Regions from separate parts of the Mus musculus genome. Here all the other regions are linked to region 6. A link is a loop called in an ENCODE intact Hi-C map of the cell type or tissue named here. Cell type or tissue: heart. All regions are shown on one strand. Each heading gives the region's core, and the rest is flanking DNA. Links, peaks and the distances in the headings are about the cores only. Region 1 overlaps Kif6 (kinesin family member 6). Region 2 overlaps Kif6 (kinesin family member 6). Region 3 overlaps Daam2 (dishevelled associated activator of morphogenesis 2). Region 4 overlaps Kif6 (kinesin family member 6). Region 5 overlaps Daam2 (dishevelled associated activator of morphogenesis 2). Region 6 overlaps Daam2 (dishevelled associated activator of morphogenesis 2). Region 7 holds the start of Kif6 (kinesin family member 6).

Region 1 (4,316 bases), core at 67-4,066, 380 kb after region 6:
TCACTAACTTCAGGCCGAGAGTTCGCTCTTTTGTAGGAGACTATATGAACTGTGGTGAAGCTTGAAACAAAGCCATCCATGCCCCTTTAGTGGAATAGGTATACTCACTGGCATGGTGTCATCTGCCAGTGACTGCCATGCTCTCAGAGCATATGCTGGCCTTCCCAAGAGAAGTACATAGAGCAGGCTGGTGCTGGTTCCTCAACCAAGGATGCCCAGAAGTGGGTGTGTATGCATTCCTGTTCTCCTCTTCTGGGTGACAGCTGTAAAGTTTGTCACCGGTGGAATGAAACTCTAGTTGTCCATGAGGATGGTGGCTTGCTGCTGCCCTCTTCATTGGCTGCCTATCTACCCTGCTTCAGTAGCCCATACTCTTTATCCATGTTTTCTGGAGCTGTGTTCCAAATGAATCACCCACATCTGTTTCTGGAAGAAAGCAAACTAACATTAACTGAATAGCTGTTCTCCACACCCCATCACTACTTAGATATGCAAAAGTGAAAGAAGAACCATATAGAGGTGTCAGCCTGAACCTGAACTAAAGTAAGCCGAGAAGTCACAAACAGGTCCCTGTGAGAGTGTCCTCAGTAGCTTGACACTGTTAGGAATGAGGGTCCTGCTTGCTACCCAGATACTCCATTCTGTCATCTGAGCTGCTGTAGCTCACACATCACCTGCCCCTTATATCAGCGTAGTTGGTGGTTTCCGGAGAGCCAGCTGGCAAATAACAATTCCACAAGACACCCTTCCTCCACATTGTTAGAATAACACCCCACAAAGGACCATTAGCGTTTATCTGATGGCCCATCAAAAGCAGATTCCAGTCATTCCTGTGGTACAGAGAGCCATTACATCAAGCATATTCTATCCAACAAGCATCATCCTAGGGCCCAACACAACATTCTCACTAGAAATAGGTCATCATGTTCCTCATTGATGCCCACAGGTATGAAGAGAAGGGTTCTGAATATTCATGAAGAAAGCAGACAGTCTGTCTCCAGGGACACTCTAAACCCTAGAGAAGAGGCTGGGATGACCGTGAGCTTTTCCCTTCTCTCATCTCTCTCTGTCTCTCTGTGTCTCTGTCTCTTTCTGTGTCTCTGACTCTCTGTGTCTCTCCGTCTCTCTTCTCTCTGTCTCTCCCTGCCCCATCTCTCTCCCCTCAGCACAACCCACTACCCATCCCTCACTACACACAACTCCTAATCAAGAACAATTTCAGGTTGAAGCCCTGGATGCCCCCTGGGATAAGGAACAATCCTGAGATTCCTCTGTTAATTCTTTGGCCACTTCCCTGGCCTCCTAACGCTGTGGACCAAATCTGGATCAGGTGTGTTGGTTTTGGACCCCACGAGGCCTGGCCAGCGTGGCCAGTAGAGAGCTGTCTGCAAAACATTAGCTCTTGATATTTTTTAAGGAGGGTGAAAAAGAACACATTTAACAGGATTTCATTTCTTCAGCATTTTGTGAGTTAGGCTTGGCCCGAGTTGGGAATATAATCATCTCAACTGTGTTTGAGAGAATGCCGTGCCCTTCCCAGTTTGCAGGGTCTTCTTGCCCCAGGAAGCCACCCTGTTCTTGTTCCTGGAGAGGTGACAGCTCTGAAGGAAATTTCTCCCAATGACTCCCACATGTCTCAGACCTTGCCAGTCCACAGCAGCCAGAACTGGCCTTCCTTTTATTCCCAAAAGACCATGGCCAAAGTCCTACTGGCTTTGCCCCTGGAAATTAGTTCACTCATCTCAAAATAAGTCCCCAGCTGGTCCCCGAAAGGACTGTCCTCTAAAATAGCCTGGGGTTTGTGCCTGGAATCTTTCCCTCGCTGACTTCCTGTATCTACTTCCATGCAGCAAGGGCTGCCACCTGCTGGGTACAGTGGCTTCTGGGGATGGCATTGCTGGTAGCCACTACAAAGATTAAGAACCTAAATGTCCCTGGCCACCACATCTCATGAGGCCTAGCAGATTTCTCAAAAACTGTGAGAAGGCTCCCAGAGAGTGGCGTGGGGCTCACGGAGAGCTGCCATCATTGCCCTGCCCTTGGGGCACTAACTGACCCCAGATGGATTCGTGTCACACAGGAGTGAGGGCCCAGGCATCTATTGACATATCCACTCTCTCCTTGATACTGGACCGCTAACCCTGGCAAGAAGGTGCATAAGTCATTTTCCAAAACTATGGACTCGGCCAGGCAGGGTGGTATAGGACTTAAATCCTAGCCCTCAGAGGTAGAAACAGATGGATCCCTGTGCCTTAAAGCTAGCCTGGTCGTTGTAGAAAGTTCCAGAGTAGCCAAGGCCTGCCTTTAAAGAAAAAAAAAAAGCAAAACCATCTATGGCCTATTCAGAAAGTTTGTTAACAGAGTGCAGTTGCCAGCAGAAGTCACTGTTTCTCGTGGCATCTCATTAAGTTCGCCTATTGTTGTGACTGCCTTCACTCCAATGCAAAGTGAGACCAAGATCGGGCTGTAAGTCCCACCCAGCATCCCAGCATCCTTTCCCCAGATGCTGAAGCAACTGCACTGACAGGAGCAGGCCTCTGCATTAAAATGCTCTCTGGATTCTGTAGGGTTTCTTGTGGCTCCTTGAGCCCTGTGGCCCCCACAATCCTCCCTCCCCTCTTCCACAGGATTCCCTGAGCTCCGCCTAATGTTTGCCTGTGGGTCTCTGCATCTGTTTCCATCGGATGATAGATGACCATCGGATTAGACACCAATCTATGAGTATAGCAGAGTATCATTAGGCATCATTTCACTGACATTTTTTTTGCCAGTCATGTTTGGTTCTATCCTAAGTCTCTGAGCATCCAGCCTCTGTGACCTGACACTCCAGGCGGTGTCAGGAGTGGGCTCCCTCTCATGGAAGAGTCTCATAAAGGTTCACAGAGAGACTGAAACGACAACCAGGGAGCCTGCCTAAACTAACACAGGCCCTCTGTGTGTATGTTACTGTTGTGTAGCTTGCTCTCCTTGGACTCCTAACAAAGGGAATGGGGACTGTCTCTGACTCTTTCGAAAGATTTTGGGACCCTTTTTCCTCCTACTGGGTTGCCTTGTCCAGCCTTAATACAAAGGGATATGCCTAGTCTTACAGCAACTTGATATACCATGTTTGGTTGATATCCATGAGAAGCCTGACCTAGGATGGGGGCCTGGAGGAGAGGAGGGAGGGAAACTGGAGTCAGGATGTAAAAATAATAACAATAATAAAATGTTCTCCAGAGAAACAAGAGGCAAGAGGATGTCTGGACACAAGGAGAGGGTTAAAAGAGGAGGTTGCAAAATCGTAGGGGCTGCAAAATTCACTTCTGCAGGGCAGGCCTGCAGGCTGGAGGGCCAGAAAGGTGTCAGAGTTCGGTTCATGTCCAGAGGCGGCCTAGAGTCAGAATTTTTTCTCCTTTGGGGCATTTTGGTCTATTTTCTCATTCTTTTTTTAAAGTCGTTAACTGACAACTGATCAGGTGAGGACCACTGCCAGTTAAAGAAAGTAATCAGCTTTATTCCAAGTCTGATGTGTGTGGTGTGTGTGTATGTGTGTGTGTGTGGTGTGTGTGTGTGTGTGTGTGTGTGTGTGTGTGTGTGTGTGTGTGTGTGTGTGTGGTGTATGTATATGTGTGGTGTGTGTGTGTGTGTGTGTATGTGTGGTGTATGTATATGTGTGGTGTGTGTGTGTGTGTGTGTGTGTGTGTGTGTGTGTGTGATGTGTACATGACTGGCTATCTGTGTGCATCTGCTTACTTGTCTCTGTGTTATGATATGTGCACATATTTGTGTGTGCATATGTGTGTGTGTGTGCACATGAATGAATGTTCATGTGGAGACCAGAGGTCTATGTTGGGTGTCTTTCTCGATTTTTTTGGACATGGCTTACACTGTACCGAGAATTCATGGATTTAGCCAGGTTGGCTAACCAGTAAGCTCTGGGGACTCTTCTGCCTCCACACACCCCTTTAATGCCGGACTTACAAACACATGCTGCCACATATAGCTTTTACACACATTCTGGAGCTCCAAATTCAAGTCCTCATGTTTGCACAGCAGGTGTTATCCCTGCCAAGCCATCTCTCCAGTCCCAAAGTCTGTTGATTTCAATAGAATACAGACAAGTTGGATGAAGCATTTAGGTACCGACCTCCAGCCAAGTTGACACATCAAATTCACCGTCAACCTTGAGTGCACACATAGCTACTTAGGGTTAAGGTTAGGGGTGAGGAGAACCTCTTACTTGCCTGGCTATAGTCTGTGTTTCAGAACTCGGAATTCAGAGCCAAACGTATAAGTCTTGCCACAAAGCACCTATGCTTGAGATAGTTCCTTCT
Region 2 (4,316 bases), core at 134-4,133, 430 kb after region 6:
CACCCCATCCCCACCCCCAGCCATCCAACCCGGACTCAGCCCTTCCAGGTCAGAGGTTGGGACAATGTGAGTGGGGCACCCATCTCTGCCATCAAGGGGCCAGCTTGAGGAACACCAAGCGCCCCTGTTCGAAGTCTGAAGTGAAGCTTTTTAAAAAGACACAAGAGAGCAGGAGACATGTCCTAGAGATTAAGAGTAGCTGCTGCACTAGGAGAGGACCCGGGTTCAATTCCCAGCAAGCACATGGCAGCTCACAACCATCTAATACTCCAGCCCAGGGAATCTGATGCCCTCTTCTGATCTCCAAGGGCAGCACTCATGTGTACATGCACTTATACACATTTGGACAAAGCACACATACACAAAATGAAAGCAAATAACTAGATAGTTGTAAAAATTAAAAGAATAAATAAGATGCCAGGGGCAGGCAGCATGGCTCAGGGGGTAAAGGCACTGCCACGAATCTTTGTGACAACCTCAATTTAATCCCAATGCCCCACATGGTGGAAGGAGACAGTCACCTCCCGCAGGTTGTCCTCTGCCCTTCACACAAATGCTGTGGCACACATGCACACGCACACACACACTTTTTTAAAAGGTGTCAGACAGTGCCTGTAGAAGCCTGAGGGAAATGTCACACAAATCTCAGCAAGGGACATTCTACAAAATACCTGTCCGGTACAGCTCAAAAGTGGCAGGAAGTCTGAGCATCCTGAAGCCAAGCTGAGGCAAAGACGACTTGACAGCTCCAGATAATGTGGAGCCCTGGGTACTATGCTGCAGCCAAAAGAAGGAAAACTTCAGAGCTGCCACATTCAGGTGTGCGGCCTTGAGTTCAGGGCTGGCTGGGTGAGGGCAGCAGCTGCAGAAATGGGCAGGGCATCCTGGGGACTGTCTGTGCTGCGTTTGCAAGTCTCCGGAAACTGTCTTTACAAATCCAGACTCTTGGGGCTGGAGAGATGGCTCAGCCGCTAAGAGCACTCGCTGCCTTTGCAGAGGTCCTGAGTCTGGTTCCAAGCAGCCAGCCCAGGTCTTTCACAACCCCACTGGTAGCTCCAGCTCCAGAGGAAAAGGCAAACCCCACAGGTCTGGCTTCTGTGGGCACACACACACACATACATAATGAAAAATTAATATTTTAATTTAAAAAAAAATCTTACCTAAAAAAAATTGTTCTGGTTGACATTCGCCCAGGCCTCCCAGATCATGCCAGGCTGTAGTGCCCACGCTTCCGTGGCACTGTGCTGCAGGAAACAGTGCCCACCTCTCACCACAGAGAAACAACTGCGTTTTGTTGGGATGCCTGGATGTTTTAAAAATAAATTCAGTAAATTCAGAAACGAAAAAGACAGTAAATGGAACTTTATTAAATTCTTAAGAGATGCCACTAGGCTGGAGAGATGGCTAGACAGTTAAAAGCCACCCTGCTCTGTGCTGCAGGCACAGATCCCAGCACCCACTTTGGGTTGTTCACAAACACCAGCAACTCTAGTTTCACAGGATCCAATGCCATCTTCTGACTTCCACAGGCATCCTTAAACAAACGTGTGCATACACTCAGACAAACACGCACTCACAAATAAATAAAGAACCAACGAAATAAAAATAAAAGGACTCCGGCGTGGTGGTGCACGCCTTTAATCCCAGCACTCGGGAGGCAGAGGCAGGCAGATTTCTGAGTTCGAGGCCAGCCTGGTCTACAAAGTGAGTTCCAGGACAGCCAGGGCTATACAGAGAAACCCTGTCTCGAAAAACCAAAAAAGAAAAAAAAAAGAAAGAAAGAAAAGAAAAAGAAAAAGAAGGATGTACAAAACAGAGGATATTTGCAAAGTGCACACGTTACAAGAAACTTGTCCCAAAATATACCCAGGACACTTAAATGTGCAATGTTTACTAATGGTAACTAATAGTTAATTAGTAGGGCTGGGCTTGGTGGCGCACACCTTTAACCCCAGCACTTGGGAAACAGAGGCAGGAAGATCTGAACTGTGGTATCCCAGAGTGGGGGGCAGCTCGGGAACTGGGAGTGCTTTCCCTCCACACTTCACAGGGTGCCATCCTCCTGCCTGAGTCGCCTGAGAGGATAGACCAGGCAGCTGAGCTCTACAGGAGCCCCTGGTTGCCGCTCTCTTCCTGGTGGTCACATCCCTCCGCCCTGTTGTCTGGCTCACCTCTCACACTCCACTATTCGGTCCTGGACCTAAGCAATGTGGCACCCTGAACATTCCCTGGCAGCTAAAGAAAGCTAAACTGGGAGTCCATCACGTGAGAGGGCCGTTTGACAGCCAGTGGCTTATTCCCACAGGTCCACTACTGCTTCTAAACTGCCCTTAACCTGCTGTGAAGGTAGCACCTGTGGGAAGAAACCCCTCTTTCCATATTCCAGGCTTTCCCCAGCTTCCTCCTGGTTCCTCTAGAAACCCCAAAACTATGGCAGCCATTCACTCAAGAAGCGTGTGCAGAGTCTGCCACCTTGTGGTCATCTCTGGTCCTGCAGTACCCCACATCAGCCCCAGCAAAGAGGAGCTCCAGTCTCCCGTTCCCCCTCTAGGGTGCCACAGAGACACTTTAGACAGCTAGGGGATGAGCACGGAGGTGTGAGGGGCGGGGGGGCTGGGAGCCACACACTCTGGCTTTCCTTCCTGTCTATCCGATTCACAGTCCTGAGCCTGTGGAGACAGCCCCAGGGTAAAGAGGCCTCATCATCATGTCAGGTGGGAGAGCAGACGGTTGGCATTAGGCAACTAGCCAAACTCATATGTGGGAAAGCAAGCTGTGGGCCTGATCGAGGGCTTGGAGAGATGACAGTGGACTTACTAAGCTATCTCTCACGTGTCTGTCACCCTGGCCCACCTCCCTACCTGAGTGTCGCCCAGCTATAAAATGAAGGTTCTGACATGTCAAGCCCCTTTCACCTCTGACAACACTCTTCAGTGGAGCATCCCAACGTAAGATCAGAGGCTCTCCAAGTCCATATGGCAGAGCATATTGCAGGATAGCCTAGAGAGACCGGGAGCAAACGGCAACCTTCCTGTGCTCCTCCACAAGAGGGATGTGGAGATCCTGCAGCCAGGAGTCGTGGGCAAGGAGCACACTGCAGGCAGCAAGGTACTGGATGTGGATCGTGCATCCACAAGCATGCAGTGGTCATCAGAGACCATGCAGGGGACCCGTACAGTCAAGGGATAAGGTGCCTTCGGTACCAGCAGCCAGGAGCCAGTCAGTGGGTCAGGACGGCTGGGAGCACAATGGAGGCCTCCCAGGTGTGATAGCATAGGGCTCCGCTTTGTAATCCCTCTCCACCTCGGCTCACATCTCTTAAGATGAGGATGATAGCGCCCTCCTCTGACCACAGAAAGGCCTCATGTCTCAGTTTTCCCTTGCTGTGACAAAACAGCTTGACCGAAGAAAGGTTTATCCTGTCCCATGTTTTCAGAGGTTTCACAGACTGAGGTCAGCTGGAGCCAATTGCTCTGAACTGAGGAGAGACAATGTGGGCTTGCCTCAAGGAAGGATTGGGAAGCAGAGACAGACAGACAGACAGACAGACACTAGAAGCCAAAGCCATGCCCTTCCCGCCTCTGCTGGTAACCTACTTCCTCCATCTTGGACCCACTTCCTGATCTCTACCGTCTGTCTATTAATAATGCCATCAAATGGGGAATCCATCAGAGAATGAGGGCAGATCCCTCAGGATCCAGTCTCTTCCCCAAAGCTGACAGCCATGAACATCTCTGAGGGGGATGGACACTTCCTGTCCAGGTCGCAGCAGGGACTAAATTGAAACAAGATTGAAACCTGGAAAAAAGTTAGGGACACAACAGAGGAAAGAAGTCCTCACCCCAGAATCCGTTGGATGTGGCTTACCAGCAGAACGGCAAGGACTCCAGAACAGTTAGCCACCACTTACAGCCTCTCTCCTCCCAGATAAGTCTCCCGATGCCTAGGACTCTCACAGAAACAGGGAAAGGACATGTCCTAAACCCCTTGTGCAGCCCTAGTGGCTCTGCTATCACCTTATCCGACTATCACTTCACCCATCCCATAATCCCCATTTCTCAGAGGAGAAAGGAAGGGAAAGGCTCCGGTGATTTCCAAGCAATCTTTTGAGATATAACTGCAGAGCCGCAGAAAGGTTTAAATGGCTAATGCTAAGCCAGTCGGCTGTGCTCCTCTCTTGAGGACAGGGTACCCACATGTGACACCGCTCACGTTCTGAGGCTCCTCCCTGCGCAGCCCACACCTCTGTTCCTGGGTACACACTTATTCTCCAGTCACGTGCCTTTTTTTAATGCATCTATGAACCCACATCTCTG
Region 3 (4,316 bases), core at 229-4,228, 63 kb after region 6:
GCTTGATCCAGATGGCAAACTTCAACTTCATGCCTCAAGAATGACAGCTGGGAGGGGAGCTGAGGTTATCCCCACATGCAAGGGAATCCCAGCCCCACCCCCTCCCTGTCACCTCTGCCCATCCCATCCCACCATCAAGAATCACAACAAACCCCAGATCTGCATCCTGAAATCCACAGTCGAGGGGCAGGAGGCAGCAAGTTTCTTTCACACTCACCGGAACACATCCAATGTCCTTTTCTGAGGTCCAGACCTCAACCATCAACAAAGAGCCTTCCATGGCCCAAAGCCAAGGCCCAGCTACCAAAAGGCTTCAGGCAGGGAGTCCTGGGGGCACGGACTCCCGGGGGCGTGCAGATCATTGGAAGTGACTCTTTCCTCTAGACATTTTGAACCCAGATTGAGCTCAGGAGGATCCCAGTTGCAACCCAACAGAGCTCAGCAGGAGAAGCAGGACTGACTATCAGAATCTCAGAGTGCATAGATCATAGCTGCCTCTCTTAAAGAGACAGTCTTCCTGAAACATTCTGGATGAGCAAGACACAAGGAATAAAGGAAGGAAGGGAAAGGAAGAGGGGTAGGGGAAATTAGGAAAGAGAGGGAGGAAAGGAGGCAGGCAGGGAGGGAGGGAGGGAGGGAAAGGAAGGAAATAAGAAAGAAAGGAAGGACTGGGAAAGAAATGAGAATGAGGGAAAGTAAAGAAAGGGAAGGGAAGGGGGCAAGGGAAAGAAGAAAGGTTGGAAGGAGAGAAAGAGTGAGGGAAGATGAGACAGCGACCTTCAGGGGAAAGTGCTGGGGCAGCACTGGGCCTTACACACACACACACACACACACACACACACACACACACACACACACACAGAGGAGAGGAGCCTGGTCCCTAAGGTGAGAAGCTTATCTGCCCTCCAGACTACAGGATGTGGAGGTGGAAGATCCCTTTGTGAAGGCCAGCTTTAGTGCAGGACTGGACCCACCTAGAGAGCAATGTGATAGCCCAGAGCAAACCCAAGTGGCTCACTATAGGCAGGAAGTAAGGTAGGAACTGACCAGTCCCTCCAGGCACTGTTGCTGTGGTTCCCAGCAGAGTAGATTGCTGTCTCTTGGACAATGAGTGTGTCAAGGTCCAGATTAGACTGGATGGGGGTCAGCCTTTCATTGTCTTAGACGAGTCCAAGGAAGCCTTCCCATGTCCATCCTCAAACATTAGGATTAGCTTAAGCTTCAGAACAGGTGACCGTCAACACAGGGGGCCTGCTTGCCAATGCCCACTGGAAGGAAATGCCCCACCCTCCAGTAGTCAAACCCACCCTGTATGGAAGATGGAACTGGCTTTATTTTGTTTTAGTTTGTCCCCCTTCTTTGTAATAGTCTGCATGACCTACATTTGATAAGGGGGAGTTATTCTCTATAAAGAGAAAAAAAAACCCTAAAAGTTTCACCTCATATCTCCTGTCCGAGTATCTCAAACAACGCAGAGATCAGGCAGAGAAGATGGAGGCAGACAGTATGTGAATTCTAAGTGAAAGAAAAGCCCCTGCTCCATCATAATGTCTAGCTGCCTTCAGTCTCCTCTCCTAAGGGTCTTAAGACAAGTTTTCAGACTTTTTAAAAAAGTGTATCTCTCCCCCCCCCCCCCCCCCGTTTGCATGTGTGTGTGCATGTGCCTGTCTGTTCTTGAGTGCAGTTCCCACAAAGGCCAGAAGAGGGCATCTGATCCCTTGGAATCGGACTTATAGGTGACTGAACCACCCAACAATGCTGCTGTAAACCAAACTTAGGTCCTGTGCAAGAGCAGCACGCATAGCACTGAAGCAGCTCTCTACCACCCCTAGAGGCAGGTTTTAAATAAAATTAAAACAAGCACATTTGCTTTCAGACAAAATAGACATGAAAAGCTTTTATAAAAAGTATCAACTCACTAATTTGAATTTTTAGTTTTCTACATTCTTTAAGCTGTTTGAGACCCTTCATCAACATCTTATCTACACTCCACTCCACCCCACCCCACCCTGCTCCCAGCTTTCCTTTACATCCCACTCAGCAATAAGAGGATCAGAGATTTCAAGCCTGCCAGGGTTACTCAGTCTTCTTCCTTCAAGAACATGGGCAATTTCAAAACCAGGCTGGATAAGCCCTGCCACGATAGAGCCTTCTGCCCACTACAAGGAACCAACTGTTCCCTTCTCCAGTGCCCCAGGCTTTGCCGTGCACTGTGGTCTGAATGTCTGTGGCTTCCTCAAATTCATCTTAGTTCCCAATATGATTTCACTCAGAGACAAGGCCTTGGGAGGTGAGTGGATCTCAAAGGCTGAGCCATCACAGATGGAATTAATGTCCCTCTGAGAGAGATCTCAGAGAGCTACTGTACCATGTAAGGACACAGTATGAAGACAGCTACCAATGAACTGGGAAACCAACCCTCGCCAGATATCAGATTGGCAGCCCCCTGCCAATTGGGCTCCCATGCATGCTTGTTAAGGTCACCGCCTTGGCAATTTATTATAGCAACTTGAACTGATGAAGGCAACATCCAGAGTTTGCTGTTACAACTGACATCACTCTAGATTTTAATTAATTTCATGTCCATACACTCTTCTATGCCAGACATCTATCCAGCACCAGGAATTTGTGGCGTAAGGCAAATATGATGGTAATAATAACAATAAAAATAATTTATAATAATAATAGTAGCAGTCATCGTTATTGTTGTTTGAACATATATATTTTCAGCAGTTACTCTTAAAGTTACTCTTTTGAACTTCCTAACAGGCTGCCTTAGAAAGGTATCAGAATCAACAGATACAAATGTTATAGGGGTGGATACAGTGTCTGGGTCCTTGCGACTTTGGCCTTTGGTTTAGCTAAAGCACTTCAAAGAGCTGACTAGGCTCTCTGCCCTTGTTTGTAGCTAGACCAGGCTGTTCTGATCCCTGGCCCCTGCCCTCTGCATGCCTCCCTAGCTTGGCTGTGAGCTTCCCTTTTAGCCAGGCAGAAGTACATCAGGCTGAGATGAAGCTTCCCAGCTGATATGTAGCACAGAATCTCTTTGCTAGTGCCTGATGCAGAGCCCAGAAGGATCCTTCAAGCCTCCTGGAGGAAAATTTTGTCACCAAACTCCAGCTGGACCCAAGCAGGCAGTTGTGCGCAGCGTTGCCACTGGGAGAGGGTGTGGAGCAACTGTACACGATGCCAGCACCAGAAGGGACTTCCGAGAATGTTGTGCATCAGCTCCACTTGAGAGAGCCAGGAAAACCAGAGCCCAGCCTGGGAAGGGACTTGTCAAAAACTCAGAATGAGATGGTGGCAAAAGGACAGCTGGCCCTGCATCCAAAAAGGACACAACAGACTGGGACGATATTAAAAGGGAGTCACAGAACTCCATCAATTAGCAGGAGGTTCTTTCGTGGCAGAAGTGGTATAGATGATTCCAAATGCAGCACCAGATAGAGAAAACATGGGATAATGCAAAGAACAGTGACAGACCTGGGGATCCAGATGAGTAAGTAACATACTTGCCCCACAAGCATGAGGACCTGAGTTCAAATCCCCCAGACACACATATGAGCTATGTAAGTCAACTGTGTCTGTAATTCTGGTTGCTAAGGAGGCAGAGACAGGAGGATGCTTAGAGCTCTCTGGTTAGTTAGTCTAGCAGAATGGATAAGCTCAAGTTCACTGAAACACTGTCTCAAAAAAAAAGTTGGAAGAAGTTTAAGGAAGGTACCTTAACCTTTGGCCTCCACTGGCATGTGAAATGTATGCGTGCACATATGCACATACCCATACATACACATTTAAAAACTAACAAATAGAAAGCAGAGGAAGGTTTCAATGGCAGTATTTGTGTTTGGTCCTCCAGGAGGCCAGGCCACAGACTCACAGATCCCTTCCTGCAGCTCTCCCTAAGACATGGGCCCGTGCATCTAAGTCTATGCTGAGTTCCACATTGGCTTAGCAGAAAGTGCTGAAGGTAATACCACCGAAGACTGCGGATGGCTATGTCCCCTCATCCCCACCTAACAAAATGTGTTCAGTTGTCTATGCTGGTTATTGGTGCTTAGTCATAAAGTCTTGGTTCAGGCACCAAGCTGACAGAACGTCCTGACTAATTTGTAGCTGAGTCCAGCCATATGACTAATTCTGCTCCATAAACTAAGAGTAGAAGTTGGAAATTGTGATGGTTCATTTTGTGTGTCAATTTGGCTATGCATAGGCCCAGACGTGGGTCAAACACGGGTCCAGATGTTGCTACAAGGGGACTTTTACACTGGATCAGCATTCTAATTGGAAGACTTGGAATAAGGCAGGTTACCAAA
Region 4 (4,316 bases), core at 186-4,185, 410 kb after region 6:
TGGTTCTCTCTTGTCTAGCTGCAGAACAGAAAGAAGCACCCAGAATTCCTGAGTTTCCATTTTCTGACAGCAGGGAGCATACTAACTAATTTATCTGCAGAGATAGAATTTCTCCCTGAAACTAAACACAAGGCAGAATTTATCGTGTGGATCCTCATGTAAAGGACACCAAGTGACACTGAGTGATGTCTTCAGCTGCAGTTTTACAAAAGACATCCCAGTGTTGTTCAACCAGATGATTCTTGTATCGACCCTCCATAAAAGCGAGAGGTCTGGCATTAAAGCATAACTCACAGAAAGTGTTTATGTGAGCAGCCAGGATAATAGGATCCAGGTACCCTGCTTCCTGACAGCCACAGGGTGGGGCTGATGAAAGTGAGAGAGTCTTCTGAGGGTAATGTGCCCACCGAGACCCCACCTCTCCTCTGGAGCACGTATCCTATCAAGGTCTAGATCACATCCTGATCACAATCGATCGAAATTCTAACGAGAGCTGTGATTAGAACTTTAGAAATGCCAGAGCCCAGGGAGGCTTTTAGGGAGGGAGGGGCGGAGGGAGGCAGCCAATCAGAGGCACATGTCCAGGCATGTTCCCTTGACCCAACCCTCTGAAGACATCTGTCTGCCGATGCTGTGGAGTTGCTTTGTCTACTGTTTCTTTTGTATTTATGGTAATGAGAGACCCAACGTCACCACTGGCCTGTTCTAAAGACACCTAGGAGCCCCTAAATCCTACTATTCCAGGTCCTTTTCCCTCTGCCCCACCCCTATCTTGCTAGCCTTGGCAACATAAGGAGCCCTTGGATCATCACCAGCCTGGTGTGCTTTTGAAGATGACTCCCCGGCACCCTCAGAGGGCCTTGGGAAGTCGAAAGGCCTCCTTGGGCCGGGTCCTACCTTATTGACTTCCCTCAGCTCTTCCTCCAAGAGCTCTGCTCCCTTAAGAAACTCCTGCACTGACCTCTTGTGGCTCCTGTTTGTCTTCAGACAGCAGATGCTTTTGCTTGCCCCGTTTGATTAAGATCCTCAGGGTCTGCCACAGATCTGAAAAGAAGATCAGAGACAAACCAAGCCCAGATACTCCCTGGGTCTCACCGGGCGCTCAGCGTGATTGACGGTGTGAGACCAGTAGCTCACAGTCATGGATCAGGCCCACTGCTTGAGACAGAGATGAAGGGGTTCCCAGCAGTGGATTCAGTGGACTCTGAGAGACCAAGGTAGTAAAGGTACCCCCAGGACCACTAGTGACAGTGGGCAGGACCAGCAGGCAAGTATCAGGGTTCCAAGATGCCCCCCACGACCAGTTCAGACAGAACAACGGGCCTATTTGTTGTTAAGTTTGTATCCGTGGGAAGTTCTACAGATTTTACACAACTCCTGCCTGTGGCTTTCTTGAAAGCTCTCAAGTTAGACAGTCCACACTGCCCTTTCAAGAGTTGTCTCTACTCTGCACATACCTCTAGGATGTGACACTTTTCATCCCCATACCATTACACAGAGCATCTCTAGCTAGTTTTGCTGATCCTGTAATATCCAGTGCATCTTGGGAAGGGGAGGGTTTATCTCACGTTATAGATCACAGTCCACAGCCAAGGGAATCCAGAAAAGCAGCTCAAGCTAGGAATCTAGTGCTGTGTTTTATAAAAATAAAGAGAGAAGGAATATGCTTGGTGGAGGTGGAGTCGGGTGTGGGGGAAGGGCATGCCTCAGCGGGCCCATGCTGAGACATCCCTTCCTCCTGAGGGGCCTTCCACAGGACACTATAGTATAGAATACAGTTTATTCAGGGCATGGGAAGGGGATTGTAGGGAGCAGAGACAGAGAAAGGTAGAGAGAGGGGTGGGGTAGAGGCTGGCCATGAGCATGTGGAGAGAGAGGGGGAGAGGCATAGGGAGAGAGAGGGTAAGTGATAAGAGGACAAAGCAGGAGCAAGAAGGCAAGAGACAGAGGAAGGGGTGAACAGCCCTGTTATAGTTTGTCAGGTAACTGTGGGGCAGAGCCTAGAGGCAGAAACTGAAGCAGATACCATGAAGGAACTTTGCCTCCTGGCTTGCTCCCCATGATATGTTCAACCTGCTTCTTAACCAACCCAAGATCACCTCCCACCTGCGCTGACTGTTCCTACCTCAATTAACAGTCAAGACAACATCCCACAGATTGGCCCACAGGAAAATCTAAGAGGCCCTTCTTCTCCGATGGTTCAAGCCTGTGTCAAGATGACACAGAATATTTCTTCAACATTGAGGCAAGTGACTGGCACACAGCACTGGGTCCCCATAGCATCTGTTGATCCACCAGTGAGATCTATAGCATTACAATTTTGCCTTCCGAATGTGCCAGGCAGCTAAGGGGCTCTGGGCCTGGATTCCAATATCTGTAAATGAGGTGTTTGTACAAATTAATAGCCTAGTACCCAACACAGCCCCTGAGACTTAACTGCATTCATTGATGGCTCATGGCATGAACTAATGGCTCTCGCTCTTTCCGGCTCCTCAGCAACAGAGCGTGACCTCCACGACTGCAGTTGTCTTTGGGATGCATGCCACTGGATGTGGACACGCGTGAGGGCTTGGATCAATTATAGAACATCTGTTCTCTCAGAAACGCGTGGGAGAGATGTCAATTCCTTGGAATTTCAGAGAATCTAAAGGAAATTACATGACAACAGATGACATGGCATCTCAGAGGTTCCAAGTTAGGGAATTCTCTGAGACCAGCTACAAAGGCTCACCACTTGCGTGGATTCAAGCCCACCGCTGTGTGTGAGAATACAGGATGAGGTACAGTGAGTAACTGGGGTGCCACAGTTGAATTTCCAGGCTCAAGAGGAAGGCTAGGAGTGAGAAGGCCCCAGCTCACTTTCCTACCCACCGTTGAAGACTGTGGCTTCAGTCTCCTGCATTCATCTGGATGTCCTTCCCAGGGCTGTGGAGAATGAAGACTGTCCCACCCAACATCAGTCTTGAGCTGCAGTGTCTCTCAAGGGGAAGGGCACTCACCCTGTGTACCGGTCAGGGCTCTCAGGAGAGCGGAGCAAGAGAGTAGAGGCGGATGCATAGGAACAGGTTAATTATGCCGGACTGATTGCAAAGGCAGAAGGGTCATGCGATCTTCAGTCCTGCAATCGGGGGGCTCAGGAAAACAGGTGGGTATGGTGCCAGTCCAAATCAGAATGCTGAGAACCAGGGGCAGCAGTGGTGTGAGTTCTGACCTAAGTTTTAATATCTGAGAACTAGAAGCTCTCGTGACTATGGGAAGATGACAGATTCACAGAGCCCAAATCCGCCTGACCTGTATGTCTCTACAGCCCATCCTCAATGGATTCCATGGTGACAGCCCACTTTGATGAGGATGGCTCTTCCTTTCTTAGTCCACTTGCGAACACTTTCACAGATTCACAAGCAAATGATATTTTACAAGCTATCTGGACATTCCTCACCTCTTAGCCCAGTCAAGTTGGCACAGGAAGTTAACCATCTCACCTCAGGAGCAGGACCAGAAGTTTGGCAGACACCTCTGTGATCCACTAGGCCTGTAACCCCGATCTGTCAGTCCTCTCAAGCGTCCCTTTGCTTGTCCCCAGGAGACAGAAAAGGAGATGCTCCATAAGCTGGCCTCCCTTCCAAGTGATGTGTGTCTGTGATAGGAGTGGACACAGCAGGTGCTCAGCAAATCAGTGGCAGCAGGAGACAAAAGGAACTGAATGTCCAGGCAGTAGGCACAGCCCGCTCACCACTGGAGCTCTGAGCCGTCAGCAGCACTGGCAAGGCTGGTGGAGTCCCCTCATCTGATCACCGACAGTTATGCTTCCTTGTAGAAACACTACGGAGCCTCAGGATGGAGTGGCTAGTTACCAATGCCATCTTTCCTGCTAATTCAGACCTCATATGTGCTCCTTTGGATCAATAAGACATCAAGCACCCAGGAGACAAAACACAAACCTCTTTACTTCATCTTCTAGCCTAGAACATCTTCTAATGCGCCTAGTCCAGGAAGGCACTCAACCCAGCACTGCTCTCACAGTGACAGACAAACAAGCCAACCAACTAAACAGAAAGCTCAGCGGTCCCCAGCAGGCCAGCAAAGAGATGAGCTCAGACTGGTGCGTTTATCCAGTGAAAACCAGAATCCACAATACATGTTCTAGATCCAGTTTAGTGATGGAGAACTTAGACCTGCACTAGTGATTGGAAGAAAAGGGGGGGCACTGAGGTGTATAGAGTGTGGAGCAGAGGTGAGCTCCAGCAATGGTGTCCCTTTGTGTAATTCCCAGTGTCTCAGTGAGGCTTAGGGTGTGTTTACATTTCATTGTGTGC
Region 5 (4,316 bases), core at 239-4,238, 94 kb after region 6:
CAAACCCAAAAAATGTGAGGAGAGCTTTGGAAGCAACCGACGCAGCCAAAACGAAGGAATTCACTGACCCCCCAATCTGGCCCATCTCAAGAGAAGTTGGCCACTGACTGAGCCTCTTAAAAAGCTTAAAGATCATCCCAGGCCATGGTTAAAGAGAAAGCTCCAGCAAAACAAAAACAAATGTGATCTTCAAAGCCTTAAATGTCAACTTGAAGGATGACTTAGAAGCTCTGGGATGAACCAAGAGGCCCTGCAGCTGCCCCTTCAGCCTTCAGAGTTGTCACCCCATGGATGATGTGGCACCCCCTCCCGTACCCTCTAGAGCTTAAGCTCCCATCCTGTAGCTCTGCACACGGAGGGGGTGGGGGCTGCCTAACTAACCTTGGCCCCAAAGTTTGTCAAACAAGATTGGCTGACCTGCTCTACCTTGTTATCCTCCCCTTCCTTTCACACACACACACACACACACACACACACACACACACACACACACACACAGAGAGATGCATACACAGCACCCAGAAGACCCCAACAGAGTACACACACACACACAAAGATGCATACACAGCACTCAGAAGACCCCAACACAGTACACACACACAAAGATGCATACACAGCACTCAGAAGACCCCAACACAGTATACACACACAAAGATGCATACACAGCACTCAGAAGACCCCAACACAGTACACACCACACACACACATACATATAAACCACAACACACACACACAAGAACACCACAAACACAGAAGCATGCACGTATATACCTCATACTACATATACATACATACACACACATACACACACACACAGAGCACAGTACATGCAGCACAATGCAGCACACACATACATACATGGACACCATATACACAAAACCACATACAAAACCACACCACACACACACACACACACACCATAAACCAGACCACACACACATCATACACACACAAACCACACACACATACACACATACCACAGATACATACACATGCACCTCATCACATATACACACACAAACCACGAACCATCCCCCACACATACACACCATATACACACACACAAACCACACATACCACATACACAGCCCACCCATCTCATTTCTTCCTCTCTAAACAGCTCACTCAAAGAGAGATCTCCACATTGCCTCCGCCATCGGGATATCAGTCTTGGGCACACTCATGGGCCACTCTCCCTAGCTAGCTTTCCTACAGGAAGCAGAAATAACCTGAGGACCAGGCTCTCCAGCCTTTGGTCTGACACCATGGGAAATATAAGATCACCTTCCAGTGAGATGCCTCTTCCCAAATAATTCAAGCTCCTGAAGAGTGAAACACTGAATATTGAAAAAATACAATATCCCCTTTATTAAGAGCCCACAGTATCCCTGGTTCAGTTCTTAGTCTTGTATCATAAATGCTAATTCTGTCCTAATCATGGTACCTATATCTGTTCTCCAGATGAGGAAGTGAAAGTCTGGAAGACTGGATGCCCCAGGATACTCATTCGCACACAAGTCTCTGTCCATGCTGAAAGCAGGCTGCTTGAGAATTAGCACTCTTTCCACTGTGAAGGCTGCCTCTGGGACCAATAGCTGAGTGCTGGAACCCTCAACACTCCCTGGCTGTCTCCATCTAAATAGTCATGGATACCAAACCAATGGCACCCCATGTTCTTTCTGCCAGGTGTGTTTGCCCCTGGAGGTCTTCAGGGATGCCTCAGATGTGTCTCTGCTAAGCAATGAATGGAGTGGATTGCAGAGAGGGCAGAAGCCAGAGATGGCAGCCTAGTGTCGGTGGTATGGAAATTCATCTCGTATGGAAATTCATCTCCAGTCTGAGGTCGGTGAAGTGTCTGTCATCTAGAGGGCAAGATGGAGATTCCACAAATGGGTCTGGAAAAACCTTAGGGACTGAAGAACGCTAAGAGCTCCCCCTTACTGTGAGCTCTCTGAGGAGTCACACACTGGGGCATCACACACATTGGGATGAGAATTCTCTTGTGGATTCCCTCTGCTCTTGAATATTAATAGCACATTAATATTACCTTTTACTTTAAGTGTTTGGGTTGAAGGAGCTCAATACTTCTCTTGGCCACAGGAAGATCAAAAGCGAAGACCCCCCAACTTTGCTCCTTTCTGTTCCCTCCTACTTAATAATCAGATTTCTCTGAATCCAAGACTGACCAATGATGGGGACCGTTCCCTGTACTGAATCAAAAGAACCTGGAGGTCAGGGTATGGGAAACAGGACCATGGAGAGAAAGTGAGTCCCCAGTGAAGCCCTCTGCCTCCCACAGCTCTCCAGACACAAAGCACCCTGACTCTGCTTGCTGTGCTGTGAGCCCTGCTCTCCCAGCCTCCACCTTCCCCAGCTTAAGCCAGAGGGTTGTCTCTTCTTCTTCTGTCCTGATGGGGGCACAAGTATTCCCTGAGTCTTTCAGCATCTGGAGAAGTTTTGAAAACCGGACTAAGTCAGGTTAGAGCGGGCACAACTCCTCAGAGGAGACTGAGACAATAATAGCGCCCTTGTGTGGGTTTTTGTGTTGTTTTGTTGTTGTTGCTTTAAAAGAAAAAAAAAAAAGAAGGAGGTAGGATGAAGTTCACAATGTGGATGGAGAAATCGGAGAAATGCTTCCATGCCCAAGGCAAGAATTGACACCACAGTCATGTCTGCGTAAGCACGAGCCCCGTGCGCATCCACAGAGACCCAGCCACCACTGACACACTCTTCTTCCCTGTCTCACATCACCACCACGCACACACTTCATGGCATGGCTGCCTGCTCAGTCGTTTCCGGTACTTCCCAGGGGGTCAATTTGTATAATTTTTAAAATCCTCCCCAAATCTCAACTTCCTGTGGTTCTGTTTTTATTTCCAGATTTCCTTCCTTCCCGTGGTCTGTTCATTCTCTCTCTCTCTCTCTCTCTCTCTCTCTCTCTCTCTCTCTCTCTCTCTCTCTCTCTCCCCACACCCCCCACCATAGGGTGAGTCCAGGCTTCCTCCCTCCCATCTAAACACTGTTAGTTGGCTCTACTGCAAGATGTAAAACCAGAGACTTCAGAGACAGCATGGCTGCCAATCCAGGCTCTCTCTCCGTCACTTGTTTGTCATCCCTGCTACAGACACATGCACAGGACTGTACACTGTGTATTCTCTGGTTGGTGGACCCCTGTGGCCACCCCCCCAAAACAACCCTGCACAACTTCATTCTCTCCTGAGAAACAGATGCCACACAGAGAAGGACAACACAAAACTGGAAAAGCTCTTGAGAGTCAGAAAAGTGACTTCCGTGCCCCTGGGGACTTCCAGACAACCCCCCTGGGGTGGGGGGAGGACGCTGCCCTCCCCCCATCCCAGGAACTGGCCACACACTCCCCAGGGCTGCAGAGAAGCAGCCAAGGCAGAGAGAGAGAAGGGTTAAACCAAGCCCAGACTCCAGCAATCTGTGTTCAATTTTGATAAAAATCTCTCTTGCTCTCCCCTACCGCCCCCTCCCTCTGCCCACAGCTCAAACAAGTCTCTTTATGTTACCAGTATACATTTTGTTTTGGGTGTTGCAGCCCGTGTCCCTCCCAGAGAACCTGAAGTTAGCCCACTATGGGCACATGGGGCAGAAACATCCAACCCTGCTCCTGACACAGAGCTGGACACAGGACTATAGCAGCCAGCAGCACTATCATCTCCTCCTCCTCTCCTCCCTTCTCCTCCATCATATTCCTCCTGCCCTCCCTTCTCCTCCTCCTCCTTCTCTCCCACCCTGTTACCTGTGGCCACACTAAATCCTTTCTGCGTTGTTAGAATCCCAGTGCATCGAAGGTTAGACCCCAACATAGCAAGAGTTTGGACTGTCCCACAGGTGCCAAGGGCCACAGCCTGGGGATTCTCTCTCCCTGATCTCCCTGATGCTTCTCGGCATGCCCAAGGTCCCGCTATCTGAAGAACAAGAGCCACTCCACTAGGCTGCCCATCCTCCTTGTTAAGGCCCTGCCTACAAGTGGGAGCTGTCGGCTTGGAAAGACTTCAGTCCACCTAACAGAACGCACACACCGAAATGGGCAAAGTAGCCACCGAAGAAGTTGTCAGCATCTGGGAGCGGGGTGCTATCTATGTCGTTTCGCTCAAGCCATCAGGAGTCTAATTGCAAAGCCGCTAAAAAGTTTTCCAAAGTTTTCCGAAGCCGTGTACAGTGAGTGGCCCGATGCACACACTCCTCACTCCACCCCCTCTGCACGCACACACAGCCCACTCCAGGATCGGAGTCTCTGCAAACATTTTCCAGAACAAAACAGGCAGCTGCTGGAGGGGCTGCCTTTC
Region 6 (4,316 bases), core at 89-4,088:
TGGCCTGGGAGCCTCGGGGATCTGTCAATCAGCATCCACTGCACTGGGTTACAGGTGTGCCACCAAGCCCAGCTCTCAGGATTTGGAAATGTGAGTTCTGGAGTCAGGTCCTCATGCTTATACTGCAAGCCTTTTACCAATTTGCCGTCTCCCCAGCTCTCCCAGCCCAGTGTTTTCAAAACTACAAACCAGAACGCGTAAATTGCCTTGTAGTGGAATAAAATGCAGCGCTGAAAACTGAATATCCACCCTCCACATGTAGCTCTAGGGAGAATCCAAACCCAGAATGCTAAGCTGTTGTACAGCACTAACCTCCAAGTCCCCCAAGACCACTGTCTTCAGTTTAGTGATAGTTGCTTGTGAATGATAGTCCCCACTGGATTTATTGACTGTTGGTGCTCCCACACAGGAGGAGGGAGCAGCCAGGGTCCTGGAACTCCCATTCATGTATCTATCCATGCCCCCAGATGCCTGTGTGTAATTTTGACCTAATTGTTGCATGACCTTGAGGTCTGGGGGCAGGGTATGGGGACCTAGAGTATATAAACTGGAGAAGATTTGGGAAGGGGCTCCGTTTATACAGCCATGGGGATGCCAGCATCCATACTGGGCTCAGACCTTCCAGTGGGACTGCTTTGCAGTCCCCTCACACTCCCAAGGGGGAGCTATTTGTCACTGGGGTCCTAGCAAATGCTAAGGCACACATTGCCTAGCTCAACAGCCACCACCACCTTGGGGGGGGGGGGTGGATTCTTAAGGCATAAACCGAAAAAAAAAAGCAATGGAAAAATCACTCATAAAACACCATTCCATTTATAGAAAATTCAAAATAGAAAGGCTCATCCAGACATCAAGCTATCTCTGAAGTGGAGTGAGAAAAGCTTCCCTTGGAGGGTGACATTATTTGAATGTTTGGAAGGAGGACATAAAGAAGAGCTGGAGCCAGGTGGCGGCGGCTCATGCCTTTAATCCGCCCACGCACTTGGGAGGCCGAGGCAGGAGAGTCTCTGTGAGTTTGATACCAGCTTGGCCTACATAGTAGGTTTGAGGACAGTCAGGCTATGTAGAGAGATCCCGGATCAGGGGTCAGGGGGAGGGGGCTTGGCTGATGAACGGCTCAGCCGTTACGGTGGAATCTCACAAGCAAAGGATGGGAAGGGAAACACAGACAGAGCCTGAGCACATTCAGCTTCTTGACCTGAGTTGATTACACGGACAGGAAGGGGAGAGACTTACGAATCACCTAGAATGAACAGTTATAGTCGGTGTGTGCCATATTTCAATAAAAAAGTTCATTTTCCAAAAAAAAAAAAAAAAAGTAAATAAAACCTACTTGCAAAAATTCCTCTGCAATTTTACACGGCTGGGGATAGTTTTTCTAAGGTTGATGAGCTGTTTGAAAAATCTACAAAGGGATAGCCTTTAAAAAATGCTAAAAATGTTGGCAAAACAGAAAATGATAAGAGTTGAGAGGAAATCAGGAGATGAGAAAACTCCCATCTGCAGAGCTGACATTTCAGACATTCGCAAGAATAATGCGTGCATGAATGCATTCATAAAGATATTACACTTGCCGGCACATTCACCCAGGCTATATTTAGTGCATCTACTTGTAATGAGAATTGGTGATTTTGGTGTGCTCAGCATTGAATGTATTCATAGGGAGAATATATTCAAAGGGGAATTGGGAAATTTGTCAAACCCGGAAAACCACATTGAAGCAACTTCCCCCGGAGCCCCATCTGGGGGACGAGAGGTGGGTGTCAGTAGCTCAGCACCCAGCTGAGGTGGGCTCTGTCTTAGCTACTTCAGGAATACTTCTGAGAGACCTAGAAGCTCAACTCCTCACATGGCTTATGTGTGTATGCCTTCAGGCACCGCTCCCCAGCCCTTCAAGGATAGCAGCCATCCCTAGTGGACAGATGTCTTTTGGATCTCAGCTATAGAAGTTTGATATCCCCCAAATATTTTGTTCTCTCCAGCATGTCTTTCTCCGTGCAGCTTGATATTAAAGACACTTTATGGCCCATCCTGGCTGAGTCTTAGAGTTTAGGTACTTGCTCCTTCGAGTAACGAACAGTCTAAGACGAAACCTTTCCAGTGCCTAAGCTACTCTGGTTCCATAGTTCCAAATGGCCACCACACACATTTGCTTGACTTGAGATGCATAATTAGTGAACCACCCACACCCTAGCCTTAATGCTTGCAGCAAAAAGAGGGTATAGATGATAATAAGGCCTTGCCCACCACCGGGGCAAGAAGATGCCACAGAGATGATTGATCTATTCTTTATTACAATCTGCAGGTCCCTTGTTGCATGCATCTGTGTGTACATGCCAAACACTGCTTTCTTTATCTCTACAAACTCCTACTGCAGAAATCCCAAGGCAGCCTTTGAGAAAGCCCCAGCCTGCTCTCTGAACTAGGCATCTCCGAGAATGTCCAACAGGGGGCGCCTATGTCCTGCTATGCCCCAGCAGGGGGCGCCTATGTTCTGCTATACACCTAGCCTGATACCCTGAGCCTCCCAGACAGTCTCTTGTTTTGTTTGTTTGTTGTGTTTTGTTCTGCCCTGTAAGTCTTGTCCTTACTCCAAGTGAGCCCCCGATCAGTTTCTCCTGCTTCTGCCTTGCTAGGTGCACATATCTGTCTACCATCCTGCCCTCCAGTGTTCCCACCACTTCCTGAGCCCTGCTCCTCTGTTGTCCTCACAGGCAGCCCCAAGGATATACTCTCTGACACAGTGAGTGACTAGGGGACAGGAGGAAGGGTATCAATTGGAAAGACAGCAAACATCTACACTGCTACAGCATTCCTCAAGGATCTCAGAAATGGCAATGGTGATAGAGGAGGTCTGTATCCCCCAGACACCTCTAGGGACCTCCCGATGAGCTCACATTTAAGCAGACATGCCAGTTGAGTTTGTGAACCTAGTGCTTCTTAAGTAGGACAGAATGGATGACTCTGGGCATGCCAGGCCCCAAGAAGGATGCTGGCTATATTCCTATTTACACACACACACACACACACACACACACACACACACACACACCTCTTGGGAGCCAATCCCAGGGCAAAGGAAAGCATCATGTGATTGGCATGTAAGCCAACCTAGACAAGAACATTTCTCTATAATAATTATAGTTCCAAGCTGGTGGTGTGCACCCTCCTATAGTCCCATCACTTGGAAAGCAGAGGCAGGAAGATTAGGAGTTCAAGGCCAGCCTCAGCTACCTAGTAAGCTGGAAGCCTAGACCACATGAAACCCTGATGAAAAATCTAAATGTCATAGTTTTACATGTTACACTTGATTTGGGCACCTCTCTGGGGTTAGGGGAAGGCAGATATTTCCCTCTGCCCCATCGATCAATCCCCAGATACGTCCACTCTCCAGGTGTGCACTGCAGGCTCCAGCCCTACCTTCTACTTTGGGCTTGGCCTCAGCCAGGCGTTCCTGGAACTTCTTCTTGAAGAACAGGGCCTGTAGCCGTTGCTGGTAATGGTCGATCCTGTGGACAGGGTGGACAAAGTCACAGGTGAGCCCATGGCTCCAAGGTAGCCCCAGATTTTTCTTGGGCTATTCTTCCCTCCCTTTCCTTGGCCAGAGCTGCTGCCTGAATCCCATTTCTCCTGCTATACCTGGTGCCCTACTGTCAGAGCTGGGCCCTGAACCTCCTCTTTCCTGCCGTGCCCCGTTCCCAACTGACCTGCTCATTTCATAGAGGAAGCGATCTGCACGCGCCATCCTCTCAATCTCATGTTTGTGCTCTTCTAGGAGATCAATGTCGCTCTTCTCGGGGATGAACTTGAGAAGCTGCAAAGAGCGGGCGCGAGTCATACGGGAAGCAGATGGATGCACAGTCCATTCAACATAGAGACGTTCATGCACTGCCTCTGCTCAGTATGAGGAGGGGCCTGCTGAGGCAGGAGGATTCAGGGCCAGCCTGGGCTACATACCAAACTTTGAGGGTAGCTTAGGTTACATAACAAGTTGAAGGCCAACCTCATCTATATACCAACTTCCAGGTAAGCCTGAGTTACCTAGCAAATTGAGGCCAACCTGTTCTACCCATCAGTTTGGAGGTCAGCCTGGCTACGTAGTGAGCTTGGGTATTTTACCCGAGTATGTAAATGCATGTTTGTGCAGTGCCTGTGGGGAACAGAGGAGGGGATCAGGTCCCCTGGAACCAGAGTTACAGAGGTTTGTGAGCCTCCAAGTGGGTGCTGGAAGCTAAACCCTGGTCATCTATATGAGCAGCCTGTGCCTTAACCCCTGAGTCATTGTTGGAAAGTATCCCTCTAGGGTTCACACACAC
Region 7 (4,316 bases), core at 213-4,212, 150 kb after region 6:
TTGGCAAGAAGCAGCTTGAGGAACATTTTATTTTGGAGCGTGGTTTAAGGTTATGGCCCTTCTTGGTGGCGAAGGCACAGCAATGAGAACAGCTCCTGGCTGTGGTGGCCGAAAAGTAAGGGTGATTGCTCACATCTGGAAAGATCAGGAAGAAGACAAAGATGGATGCTGGTATCCATCTCACTTTCTTCTTTCCACTTCCGTTCAGTTCAGGATTGGATGTTTCCTGCACTCAGAGAGGTCTTCAGCTAACCCTCTCAGAAGCCCCTCACAGACACACTCACTCCAGGCACTCCCATGCTCCTTTGCAGTCCACTCCACTTCCTACTCCAGCCTTGGCAAGCATTCATCTGTTTTGATCCTTAGGGGTTTCCTTTATCTAGGACATCGTATATATGGCATTAGACGGCATGTAACTGTGGATGCTGGCATCATCCTTCTCTGGACATAAAACATTTGAGCCGTAGCTATAGGTACCGGGAGTCCACTCTTACTGAACAGACTGCACCAGCTGTTTGTCTGTAAGGACAGAAGATTTTGCGTCTAGTTTTGGGTGATTGTTAGTGAGGCTGCCATGAAAATTCCTCTCGAGGTGTCTGTGCTTTTGTTTTGGACCATGTGATGTGGGTATGCTTAACTTTATAAGAAACTCTAAGGCTGTTTTTTTTTTTAAGTGTTGGGTGCATCTTGTCTTACTTACAACTGGAGTTCTAGATATTCTGCATCTGTGCCAACACTTGGTACTGTGAAATCCCTCCCTTGTTTTGACTCTGCATATATATGTGCAGAGAATGTTACATAAAGAGACTCATTCAATATTTAACTTCTGATTTTGTTTTAATTCTGGGGGTTCATTCAGGCTATTGCATATTATCAATGGTTCATTCATTTTAAAACGGTTTTCTAAGGACTTCTGCTTTGCCTGTAGGTTGGGACTATCGCCAATTAAGAAAACGCACACAGGTTTTCTTGTGAACACAAGTTTTCATTTCTCTGGGTTAAATGTCCCCAAAGTGCAGCTGGTGGGTCTCAAAGTAGCTGTACCTTCCGTTCTCTGGGAAAACAAAAACCAAAAGCAAAACCCAGACAAATTGAAGAAGGAAATGAAGGTGCCCTCAGAACTTGGGATTCTGATGGAAAAGGATGGTGAGGTGGGGATCATTATAGACTACACTGTGCGATCCTGTTTAAGACCAACAACAACAAAAAAAAAAATAGCCAAACTTCCTTTTTTCAATGCGGTTGTAGTATTTTATACTACCCACTTCACCAGTGAACCAAGGGTGATTCATCTCCCTCCCCCGCCTCCATCTTCATTGGCACCTGGTATTGTCCCCCCCTACACACACATGTGTACATATATGTGTGTATATGTATGTATATGATATATGTCACACACATATATGTCCCATGTATACATGTATATGTATATATGTGCATGTATATGCATATGTACGTATATCACAAAGTTTTCAGCCACTATCAGTCTGTGTCACATTGCAGTTTGGTTTTAATTTGCATTTTCCTGGTGAGTAGAGGCTGGGCACGCTTTCGGAGGCTGTCTCCCAGGAACTCATCATTTCCAGACGTTTCACATGGGAACCAGTCTCTTCACAGGGAGCTCAGCACTGCCCTTGCCCTCGGGCTGGGATTTTTCTGTTGAGAACCTGCTTTATCACACAATGGTTTCCCAGTGAACTCAGAGCAGCTTGGGAATCTCAACCAAAAAAGGTCATTTCTGCAATGCGTGATAAACGGCAGACTGACTTCAGAGAGACGTACAGGAGTTAAGGAATGCGGAAGGACTTGTTAAGGAAATAGACACACTCGGGCTTGCAAACTCTTTAACCCACATCCCAAGAGCATCTCCCACGGACATGCGCGGCGATCCCTGCTCGGTCCCGCCCCTCAGCCCCTCCTTTTAGTCCACGACCAATTAGGGATAGGAGGCGGGAACCCGGGGCCGCGGTGCTGCTTGGGTAGCATCTTTGGTTACTGTTGCTAGGGCAGCGGTGTCTGCGGGAGGTGGGAATAGGAAGTTTTAGGTGGTCCGGACTCGGAAAGGTCAAGGGTCAGTGCGGAGTCTCCGCTGGTGATGGTGAAGCAGACGATCCAGATTTTCGCTAGGGTGAAGCCCACCGTGCGGAAGCAGCAGCAAGGGGTACGGACCATCGGGCCGGGTGTGGGTCGTGTGGGGCAGTCGGCGCGGGGCGGTCACGCACACTGCAGCCCCGAGGGAGGACGGAGCCCGCCCACAACCTCAGCCCCGCGCCCCGTACACGTGAGCACACTCTAGCACACTCGTGCACGTGGACATGTTTGCACACTCACCTGCTCTGTATTTCTTGCACTCTTCTGGATCACTGCCTCCCAGCCCTGCACACGGAGCTCCCAACAGGGGCTGACCTGTCCCCAGTAGGGCGACCAGTGGGCAAGTATTGTGATGCACCCTCCTAGCAGGATTACACAATTTCAGAAACGTGCACACACTTGACTTCGTGGCCTGCTGGTTTTCTTACCTAACTGCTTTGCTGTTAGGGGTTTTCCTTTGTTTCGCTTTGTTGTTGTTTCGACGTGCATTCATTGTTAAGTGTGCCATGTGTCCCCACACAAGAAACATGTTCCACTCCCCGAAAAGCACTGATCAGCCTTCTTGAGGTGTGTACGAAATCCAGAAGTTTGCCAAGGTGGTGAAGATAGGCGTTCCCTCTCTGCCTCCAGAGTGAGCATGGTCACAGCTGCTGTTTGGAGAAACCACCACTCCCCAGTTGACTTTTCTGGCTTATTTCTGGTCCTCTGCTGGGGACTCTTGTCAATGTCCTCATTTTACACATGAGGACACTGTGTGACAGGTTAAGTAAAATGGCCAGGGTGCCCAGCTTGTGAATAGCAGGAACTGACTTTTAATTTTAATTTGTTTGTTCGTCTTGAGACAGGGTCTCACTATGCCAGGTTGAACTTGAATTCAGAGAGATCTGTCTTCCTCTGCCCCTGAAACGCTGGGATTAAAGGTGTTCACCACTACTCCTGCATTTAGTTTGAAATGTTAATTTTGCATCTGTATCAAGAACTTTAATTGCTTTTGAACTCTCTCCATGTCCCCACTCATCTTTCTCCCTCTCCCATCCAAACCTGCCTCTTATTTGTGGGGTGCAAGGCACTGAGTTTAGTTTTCATTAAGGCTTTTGAAGATAACATTTTCTCTTCAGAAAACAAACAACCCCCCCAACACACACACCACACCACACACACACACACACACACACACACACACACACACACACACGCTTTTTCTGACTCCCAAAGTGAATATTCAGGCAATTTGGTTCGTATTTATAAATGTGTAGAATAAGTGTACAGTTAACAATGTTTTGTCTCTATTCTGTTTCAGTGTTGTGTGTATGTAAACATGTAACATTATGTCATCTTATAATTTAGAATCTGTCTCTGGTAATTTACGTTCTGTTTGTTTGTTTGTTTGTTTGTTTGTTTGTTTGTTGAGACAGGGTTTCTCTGTATAGCCCTGGCTGTCCTGGAATTCAAACTGTAGACCAGGCTGGCCTCGAACTCAGAAATCCACCTGCCTCTGCCTCCCGAGTGCTGGGATTAAAGGTGTGCGCCACCACTGCCCGGTGGTAATTTACATTCTTAAAACAAAGAGATTATAATATCTCTGCCATCAGCAGCAGCAGTGGCCCTTTATCTCATGACAAACATTCAGGAGAAGTTATGGGAAAAGACTCCAAAGAAAAAAATTAGTCATTAAAAACTTGCTTTTTATTTTATATGTAGGAGAGTTTTGACTGCATGTCCATATGTGTACCACACGCATGCAGTGCCTGCAGAGGCCAGTAAAGACCATTGGATTTCCTGGAACTGGAGTTACAAATGGTCTGAGTTGTCACCTGGGTGCTGGGAATTGAACCCAGGTCCTTCTTGTAAGAACAGTAAGTGCACTTAACCACTGAGCCGTCTCTACAGGCCCAATATTAGCCATGTTTAAAGAAACAAGCAGGGCGGTGGTGGCGCACGCCTTTAATCCCAGCACTCGGGAGGCAGAGGCAGGCGGATTTCTGAGTTCGAGGCCAGCCTGGTCTACAAAGTGAGTTCCAGGACAGCCAGGGCTACACAGAGAAACCCTGTCTCGAAAAAGAAAGGAAGGAAGGAAGGAAGGAAGGAAGGAAGGAAGGAAGGAAGGAAGGGAGGGGAGGGAGGGAGGGAGGGAGGGAGGGAGGGAGGAAGGAAGGAAGGAAGGGGAGGGAGGGAGGGAGGGAGGAAGAAAGGAAGGAAGAAAGCGAAATGAAACAATAGGGAGG

What was found. A loop is a pair of places that touch in the nucleus more often than their neighbours do. Peaks named below come from ENCODE experiments on the same cell type or tissue, not always from the same donor. Only the 100,000 strongest peaks of a DNase experiment are listed, where the experiment ranks them.
Region 1: a loop joins it to region 6, with 12 times the contacts of the local background. A loop is called at or near these places in 8 of 42 quality-filtered maps.
Region 2: it touches region 6 in a loop (9-fold over the local background); 18 of 42 quality-filtered maps call a loop at or near these places.
Region 3: a loop joins it to region 6, with 4 times the contacts of the local background. A loop is called at or near these places in 7 of 42 quality-filtered maps.
Region 4: a loop joins it to region 6, with 3 times the contacts of the local background. A loop is called at or near these places in 6 of 42 quality-filtered maps.
Region 5: it touches region 6 in a loop (2.2-fold over the local background); 3 of 42 quality-filtered maps call a loop at or near these places.
Region 7: a loop joins it to region 6, with 2.6 times the contacts of the local background. A loop is called at or near these places in 8 of 42 quality-filtered maps.

Annotation. Positions count from the first base shown.
Region 1 is chr17:49,850,580-49,854,895 of GRCm38, forward strand. The region is part of intron 15 of Kif6 (kinesin family member 6); the gene reads left to right. Among named protein-coding and RNA genes, the nearest start is that of Gm16555, 31 kb to the left of the region's middle. In heart, for the core only: a CTCF peak has its summit at 1,867 (motif pointing left); a DNase peak (open chromatin) is centred at 1,732; H3K27ac peaks cover 1,438 bases.
Region 2 is chr17:49,896,525-49,900,840 of GRCm38, forward strand. The region is part of intron 19 of Kif6 (kinesin family member 6); the gene reads left to right. Among named protein-coding and RNA genes, the nearest start is that of Gm16555, 77 kb to the left of the region's middle. In heart, for the core only: CTCF peaks have their summits at 2,477 (motif pointing left) and 2,705; no DNase peak of the experiment used is centred there; H3K4me3 peaks cover 312 bases; H3K27ac peaks cover 306 bases; H3K27me3 peaks cover 1,578 bases.
Region 3 is chr17:49,528,658-49,532,973 of GRCm38, forward strand. The region is part of intron 1 of Daam2 (dishevelled associated activator of morphogenesis 2); the gene reads right to left. Among named protein-coding and RNA genes, the nearest start is that of Gm52301, 22 kb to the right of the region's middle. In heart, for the core only: CTCF peaks have their summits at 1,777 and 3,155; a DNase peak (open chromatin) is centred at 3,224; H3K27ac peaks cover 179 bases.
Region 4 is chr17:49,875,516-49,879,831 of GRCm38, forward strand. All of the region lies in intron 16 of Kif6 (kinesin family member 6), which reads left to right. Among named protein-coding and RNA genes, the nearest start is that of Gm16555, 56 kb to the left of the region's middle. In heart, for the core only: no CTCF peak of the experiment used is centred there; no DNase peak of the experiment used is centred there; H3K27ac peaks cover 233 bases; H3K27me3 peaks cover 2,527 bases.
Region 5 is chr17:49,559,802-49,564,117 of GRCm38, forward strand. All of the region lies in intron 1 of Daam2 (dishevelled associated activator of morphogenesis 2), which reads right to left. Among named protein-coding and RNA genes, the nearest start is that of Daam2, 2.4 kb to the right of the region's middle. In heart, for the core only: a CTCF peak has its summit at 2,415 (motif pointing right); no DNase peak of the experiment used is centred there; H3K4me3 peaks cover 1,769 bases; H3K27ac peaks cover 1,930 bases.
Region 6 is chr17:49,465,953-49,470,268 of GRCm38, forward strand. It overlaps Daam2 (dishevelled associated activator of morphogenesis 2), which reads right to left. Exons shown (of 25, transcript NM_001379372.1): 18 at 3,708-3,814; 19 at 3,421-3,509. Among named protein-coding and RNA genes, the nearest start is that of Gm41595, 25 kb to the left of the region's middle. In heart, for the core only: no CTCF peak of the experiment used is centred there; a DNase peak (open chromatin) is centred at 2,449; H3K27ac peaks cover 497 bases.
Region 7 is chr17:49,613,142-49,617,457 of GRCm38, forward strand. It overlaps Kif6 (kinesin family member 6), which reads left to right and starts at 2,031. Exons shown (of 23, transcript NM_177052.3): 1 at 2,031-2,161. The coding sequence starts at 2,096. In heart, for the core only: no CTCF peak of the experiment used is centred there; a DNase peak (open chromatin) is centred at 1,900; H3K4me3 peaks cover 1,484 bases; H3K27ac peaks cover 1,416 bases.